2 separate regions of the Homo sapiens genome follow, and region 2 is linked to region 1. Evidence: chromatin loops called from intact Hi-C (ENCODE). Cell type or tissue: tibial artery. All regions are shown on one strand.

Evidence for each region. Peaks named below come from ENCODE experiments on the same cell type or tissue, not always from the same donor. Only the 100,000 strongest peaks of a DNase experiment are listed, where the experiment ranks them.
Region 2: a loop joins it to region 1, with 8 times the contacts of the local background. A loop is called at or near these places in 40 of 110 quality-filtered maps.

Annotation. Positions count from the first base shown.
Region 1 is chr10:59,846,855-59,850,854 of GRCh38, forward strand. The region is part of intron 2 of CCDC6 (coiled-coil domain containing 6); the gene reads right to left. Among named protein-coding and RNA genes, the nearest start is that of CCDC6, 58 kb to the right of the region's middle. RefSeq lists an enhancer at 767-1,707. In tibial artery, no CTCF peak of the experiment used is centred here; no DNase peak of the experiment used is centred here.
Region 2 is chr10:59,909,041-59,913,040 of GRCh38, forward strand. No RefSeq gene overlaps it. Among named protein-coding and RNA genes, the nearest start is that of CCDC6, 4.5 kb to the left of the region's middle. In tibial artery, no CTCF peak of the experiment used is centred here; no DNase peak of the experiment used is centred here; H3K27ac peaks cover 1,027 bases.

The DNA of each region.
Region 1 (4,000 bases):
GAAAAGTGTAGACAATCCAGAACAAGCTGAGTGTGCTCCCAAAGAGCAGAAAGCCAAGTTGATGCTTTGGCCCTGCATAAAAGCAGGTGGGAAAATCCACAATTGCTAAAACCATGATCAATCTCAGTGTCTGAGATAATTGATAAGTCTTCCAGTAGGCATTTGTGATTGGTGGTTAAGAGTTTGCCAGGGGAATTAGAAAATTTTTTTTTTTTTGAGACGGAGTCTCGCTCTGTCTCCCAGGATGGAGTGCAGTGGCGCTATCTCGGCTCACCACAAGGTCCGCCTCCTGGGTTCACGCCATTCTCCTGCCTCAGGCTCCCAAGTAGCTGGGACTACAGGTGCCTGCCACCACGCCGGGCTGATTTTTTTGTATTTTTAGTAGAGACAGGGTTTCACTATGTTAGCCAGGATGGTCTTGATCTCCTGACCTCGTGATCCGCCCGCCTCGGCCTCCCAAAGTGTTGGGATTACAGGCAGGAGCCACCGCGCCAGGCCTAGAAATTTTTTTTTAAATGAAAAGAAGTTTTACAATAGAGGACTAGTGGAGTGAATCATACAAAGACTGACAAGACAGTTAGGCTAATCATTAGAGCATTCTGATTATACTAGTTCTTAATGATGTGGGCAGTCAAGAATCTCCTGTCACTTGCAAATGAGCCTGACTCTGCAGGGGGGTTCAGTGCACTGCTGCCCATGACAAAGAGATGCTACTAGCATAGCAGGACTCTGAGCTCTCTAAGTCAAAGAAACAGAAGGAGGTGGTTTCAAAAGGTAAGGACAAACCAGGCATCACAATTTTTAAATTTCCTTTTCAAGAAATAAGATGTTTTCTAGTTACAAAAGTATCATGTTGCTGTTTCAGAATTAGAAGGACTAGGGCACAAAGAAAATAACATAACCTATAAGTTCAGCACCCAAGTATAATTACTCTATAACATTCTGGAGAATAGCCTTTTAGACTTTTTTTTTTTTTTTTTTTTTTTTACCCCTAATGTACATGTTATACAGCAGGTCCTCAAATAATGTCATTTCACTAAAACGTTAATAGGGAGTGGAGTTGATTCCCCCACTGGGGCCACTGTCTGTGTGGATTTCCTGTGTTCTCCCCACGTCTATGCGGGTTTTCTCCAGGTACTCCAGCGCCCTCCCACATCCCAAAGATGTGCACAACATGTTAACTAGCATTGTTTAAATGGTTCCAGTCTCAGCCAGTGTGAGTGAGTGTGCCCGTGTGCCCTGCGATAGAATAGATCCTGCCCAGGGCAGATTTCCGCCTTGTAACCTAAGCTACCCAGAACTGCCAAGACAGGTTCTGGCCACCTATGACCCTAAACTGGAATCACTGGGTAAGTAATTTTCTTACTTGTTCTTAACTAATCTCTTTTAAAGTATACATAGCTCAGTTTATTTTAATGTGTAACATTTAAAGTGTTTGGGGTCTTTATTTGGAAGTTTGGTGATGTTTTCGTGACCAGAAATATGCAGTAGGAACTTAACTCTTGTTTGTATCAATTAGTCTCTGGTAAAATTAGATTCATTGGCCAGGTGCAGTAGCTCACACCTATAATCCCAGCACTTTGGGATGCCAAGGCATGCAGATCACTTGAGGTCAGGAGTTCAAGACCAGCCTGGCCAATGTGGTGAAACCCTGTCTCTACAAAAATACAAAAATTAGCTGGGCATGGTGGTGGGTGCCTGTAATCCCAGCTACCTGGAAGGTGAACTGAGATCGCACCATTGCACTCCAGCCTAGGTGACAGTCTCAAAAATAAACAAATAAGATTCATTATATGTCATTTCACTTAAAGACACAGTTTCTAAGAACTTATCGGCAACATTAAGTGAGAACTTACTGTATAATAAATTCTTTCTTTGAGACAGAGTCTCACTCTATCCCCCAGGCTGGAGAGCAGCAGCGTGATCTCGGCTCACTGCAACCTCTGCCTCCCAGGTTCAAGCAATTATCCTGCCTCAGCCTCCTGAGTAGCTGAGATTACAGGCGTGTGCCACCACACCCAACTCATTTTTTGTATTTTTAGTAGAAATGGGGTCTCGCCATGTTGGCCAGGCTGGTCTTGAACTCCTGGCATCAAAGTGATCCACCTGCCTCGGCCTCCCAAAGTGCTGAGATTACAGGCGTGAGCCACCACGCTCAGCCTGTATATAAAATTCTGATAATTTTGCTCACAAACACTTCTTATAGGTTTTAATTACAAATAACGATTAAAGCACAACCTCTCTTCAAGGCATTCAAGAGTAGAATTTAGCTCTAATGTAGGTTCATGTTGAACTTACCAAAAGTAAGAGAGTTCTTTTTGGAACAATGTCTCACCAATCAGGTAGTGAATCCCATGGCCTGGGCTCAGAAAGATGTAGACTTCTCAGTCAAGAGTTCTCACGAGATAAAGATACAATTTTGTGTCTGTACTGGATAGACACAAAAGCAAGGGAGAAGAGCTGCATGCTCCCTTTTGTGTGTGTTTTCCTGTTGGTGAGGATGAACACATATGGAGGTGTTTAAGCCATCTCCCAAACTGGATCTTTTAAAGGGCAAAGGGATTTACTCTCATGTATCTTAAGCAAACTTGATTCTATTTTTTAAAGGTATTGGATACCCAACTTGGCCATAGCAGACAGGAAGGGACACGTCTCTTCTATAGCAAGTCTCATTTTGTTCTCAGGATCAAAAAATCCCTTTGAAATGCACATAAAAGCATTGTCCAATCACTATCAGAAATAACAGCCAAAGCACTCTGACAAAACAAAAATTGATCTGTATATAGCCTCTCAGTGGCCTTTGGGTGAAAAATGCTGAACACTTTCACAGTGAACAGGTCAATGCACCCATTTGTCTGTGAGTGACACTTGTAGCATGATTTCTCTTAGCAGGCTTTTTTTTAGCAAGGTCCTGTGCAGAAGCAAACATCCTAGAAAGCCATATTAAAATAATTACATAGTTGAAAAAGTCTATTGGTATCAATTACTCCAAGAATCTTCCAGATGGAAAACAGTATTTCCATGCTGGGTGGCACAAAATGTGGGCATTCAACAAAAGACTGGTTGAACCTATTAAGGAAATACATATTGGGAGCCTGAGGGATGAGTATCATAGGCTGAACAGCCCTTCCCCTGCTGCAGCTATGATATCCCTGAACTGGACAACAATAGAGGTCAGGTTCTTAGGCACTATCAAAAAATAGACATGTTGTGACACCTGGTGTCTAAAGCAACAGATCTCCTGTTATGCCTCAGAATGGCAACAGCTTCAGAACTTGCCAGAGACCTGAACCTAAAACTACCTGCTATCCATCCCTTTCAAACACCTAAAGACGAGGGGAAGAGAATGGGCATTATTGTTTAATGGGCACAGAGTTTCAGTTTGAAAAGGTTCTGGAGATGGACAGTGCTGACGGCTGCACAACAAGCTGAAAATGCTTAACGCCACCAAATTGTACACTCAAAAATGGCTAAAATGGTAAATTTTATGTTACGTAAAATTTACCACATTAAAATAAAAAGCCTAAAAACCAAGCTGGGATGCATGACAGATTGTCTCAGGGACATGCTAACCATCCATCTGTCCAGATTCTACAAGTTGAATCACCAACAAGCTACAGACCCATCTAGAGAACCCCAATGTTTTCACAGAATCACACCTTCATACTACGCCCTTTCTTTTGGCTGAGGGCAAACATAAGACATGCCCGCGTGAAGGCTAGGGCTACACATTGTATACCACTTTTGGAAATAACAGTTTATTTTGTTCAGTTTATATACTATTCAATCCCTTTAGAAAGATCCACTATCCACTGAAAAATTTTTCCAAGTTTTTAGTCTATGATTTTTTTTTCTCTTGACCAAGAACTACTGTTTTAGATATAAGAATTATGAAAACACAATCCCTACATTTCTATGTCATAGCATTATTTAGAGGATGCTTGGAGCTTCAATTTTAAGTTCAAGCCTTCTTACACCAAGTATACACAACTATAAATAA
Region 2 (4,000 bases), 62 kb after region 1:
ACAAATGGTAGTATGTGCTGCCTGGAGGAAGAAGGGACAGATTTAGGTAATCACCTCCTTTGGAGAAATAATGAAATTTAGCTTTGCCCTCAATTTAAGCTGCAAAAACACATGAACAAAGGAAAAGAATACCTTGTAGTCTAACTGCAAGGCGCAACATCAAGATTTTTATTTGTCTAGTGCCATTTTTGCAAATCACTTACTCTATGGCCTTGGAACTTTAGTGTTTACAACAATAAAATAAAATAATAATGGCATAAATCATAGAGCAATTTTGTTAATTTTTAATATATATAAACAAATTGCTGTACATATCCAGTTACATTAATGTCAGATCTGAGTAATTTTATTCAAATTCTAAATGGATTTAGTTGTTGCAGGACCCACCATTACAGTTTTGAAAAAAATTAGGGTGAGCCAAGTATGAGCGGGATGTCACAGTGTCAGAAGTTGGATAGAAATATAGAAGAATGTGTCCATGTAGCCCTATCATTTCTCCTCCTTCTTTTTTTTTTTTAAGAGGCTAGGTCTCTCTATGTTGACCAGTCTCGTCTTGAATTCCTGGCTTTGAACTCCTGGCCTCAAGTGATCCTCCTGCCTTGGATTCCCAAAGTGTTGGGATGACCGGCGAGAGCCACTGTGCCCAGCCTAGGGCTATCATTTCTTGAAAAGTAGTTGATAGTTTCTTTATCTAATTACACCTTTAATTTAGAAGCTTTGTCTAGGTCTAGCAAGGCATTTCTGAACACTGACATTTGAGACTGGGTAATTTTTTGTTGTAGGGAGCTGTCCTGTGCATTGTAGGATGTTTAGCAGCCTCCCTAGCCTTTACCTAGTAGATTCCAGTAGTATGCCAGCCAAAAAATGTCTTCAGACATTGCCAAATATCCCCTGGGCAGCAAAATTACCTCCAGTTTGGAACCACTGAACTAGTAAAACAAAAGACAGCCCCATTTTGGAGTGGTTACACACTGATTAGATACCACTGAGTCACCAACAGAATTTCCTTCTCATTTTATCTTCTCAGTGTCAATTAGACAAGAGATCCTGGGCCCAAACAACCATATCCACACTTTATACTATTGCTGTCTTTAGCCACTCTATTTCTTTTTTTTTTTTTTCTTTTTTCTTTTTGAAGACCAAATTTCGCTCTATCACCCAGGCTGGAGTGCAATGGCACAATCTCTGCTCACTGCAACCTCCACCTCCTGGGTTCAAGCGATTCTCCTGCCTCAGCCTCCCGAGTAGCTGGGACTACAGGCACCAGCCACCACACCCAGCTAGTTTTTTGTATTTTCAGTAGAGACCAGGTTTCACCATGTTGGCCAGGCTTGTCTGAAACTCCTGACCTCAGGTGATCCACCCACCTCAGCCTCCCAAAGTAGGGGGATTACAGGCATGAGCCACCATGCCCGGCCCAGCCACTCTATTTCTACAACATGTTTTTTCAATATTTTACACTTTTTAACATTAAACTAGCCTTGCACATGCAACATCTCAACTTGTCAAGAGATCATGACTACAAGATTAATTACATATCTCATCCCTATGCTCCTGTTTTTATTCACTCATTATTGCTTCACAGGAACCAAAGCCATTAATACAGATGACAGTCTAAAGAAATAAGTCATCAGCTAAAGTAAATCATTTGAGAAGTAAGAATATCAGGCTGGGGGCAGTGGCTCATGCCTGTAATCCCAGCAATTTGGGAGGCTGAAGCAGGCGGATCACCTGAGGTCAGGAGTTTGAGACCAGCCTGACCAACATGGTGAAACCCCATCTCTACTAAAAATACAAAATTAGCTGGGCATGGTGGCACATGCCTGTAATCCCAGCTACTCGGGAGGCTGAGGCAGGACAATTGCTTGAACCCAGGAGGTGGAGGTTGCAGTGAGCCGAGAACACGTCACTGCACTCCAGCCTGGGCAACAAATGTGAAATTCAGTCTCGAAAAAAAAAAAAACAAAACACATATGATTTATGTGTCTGGAGCTTTGGCAGCCAGTAACATCTAAAACTTTGCCTGACACAGAACATCTAGAATTGCTGACCAGGAAATGCTGCTTTAATCCTATTCAATACACAGCAGAACTCAAAGAAAGTAAAGAGAAATCCCAGGCTCCAGTAGCAAAGAGGAAAATGAAACAACCCAAATGTCTGACTATAATACAAATCCTGTTGCGTTTGTGCAGTGGAATAATAACAGTAATGAGAATGAACAAACTGTGGCTACATGAAACAACATCAGTGAGCCTTACAAACATAATTATAAGCAAAGGAAGCCAGACACAAAAGAGTATATGCTGTATGATTGCATTTACATGCAGTTCAAAAATAGGCAAAATTCATCTATGGTGTCAGATGTCTGAATAATGATTCTTGTTGGAAGAAGGGAGTGATTGGAAGAATCCTAACAGCTTTCTAGTAATGTTCTTTTTCTTTATGTGAGTGCTTGTCACATAGGAATGTTCACTCATGAAGAGGTGTTGAGCTATATACTTATGATTGGTGTACCTTTCTGTATATACATTATACATCATTAAAATGTATGTATGAAAAAAGGGGAAGAGATAACCAAAAACCAAAGATGTAAACCTGGTAGCTTAAACTTGGGCAACAGGGACGGGTGCGGTGGCTCACATCTGTAATCTCAGCACTTTGGGAGGCCGAGGCGGGTGGATCGCCTGAGGTCAGGAGTTCGAGACCAACCTGACCAATATGGTGAAACCCCATCTCTACTAAAAATACAAAAATTAGCTGGGCATGGTGTCACGCGCCTGTAGTCTTAGTTACTCGGGAGGCTGAGGCAGAATTGCTTGAAACCAGGAGACGAAAGCTGCAGTGAGCCAAGATCGCACCACTGCACTCCAGCCTGGACGACAGAGCGACACTCCATCTCAAAAACTTGGGCAACAGCATTGTGGGTCTTATTAAACAAGGAGTTTTAGTTTAATATCCATCAAGAGCAGAACTTGAGGCCTTGGGGACATACAAGACAAGAAGATTTAACTAAGACATACACGGAATGCTGGAACCATCAAAAAGCTAAAAGCTACACCCACACCAAAAGGCTGAACTAAAGGGAAAAATCTCCATACCAACAATCAGGTAGAAAACAAGGAAGCTTGTTTGCCTTAAACAGAATTCAGAGTTTTGTTTCTTTTTTAAAAAACGTCTCTTTAGAAAAGTTATAACCCAGACCTAAGCCTGATGAAGTTAGAGGGTTCACATATGTACTTGATACTACCTACGTGGTCCAGAATTCTCCAAGATGGCATCTTATTTTGAAGGTTGACCTGAAATGGAAACTCTGAGTGACAGAAATGTTCAGTATCTTTTTTTTTTTTTTTTTTTTTGAGACGGAGTCTTGCTCTTTCGCCAGGCTGGAGTGCAGTGGTGCAATCTCGGCTCATTGCAACCTCCGCCTCCTGGGTTCAAGCGATTCTCCTGCCTCGGCCTCCCGAGTGTCTGGGACTACAGGTGCGCGCCACCACACCCAGCTAATTTTTGTATTTTTAGTAGAGACAGGGTTTCACCATGTTTGCCAGGATGGTCTTGATCTCTTGACCTCATGATCTGCCCACCTTGGTCTCCCAAAGTGCTGGGATTACAAGTGTGAGCCACCGCACCTGGCCACAAATGTTCAATATCTTGACTGTGGGGATGGTTACACAAATGTATGTATTTGTCAAATCTCCTCATACATAAAGAGTGAATTGCATTCTATGTAAAATATTCCTGAAAAAATAAACAGACTTTAAAAATAGTTGGTGCCGGAATAGTACTATATCTGCTGCACCTAGCAGAGGCAAACACAAATCCACCATGGAAGGACATAGTCTCAAAATGAAATGGGATTACAGTGGAAAAGTGTAAAACACACAGAAATAATCCATTTTTGAACAAAAATTAGCAAATAGTCAATAGTAGAATGATGTCCCACAACTTCAATCAATACAAGTGTTGGATAGACCTGGATTGGGAAAATTAAGTATGTTTA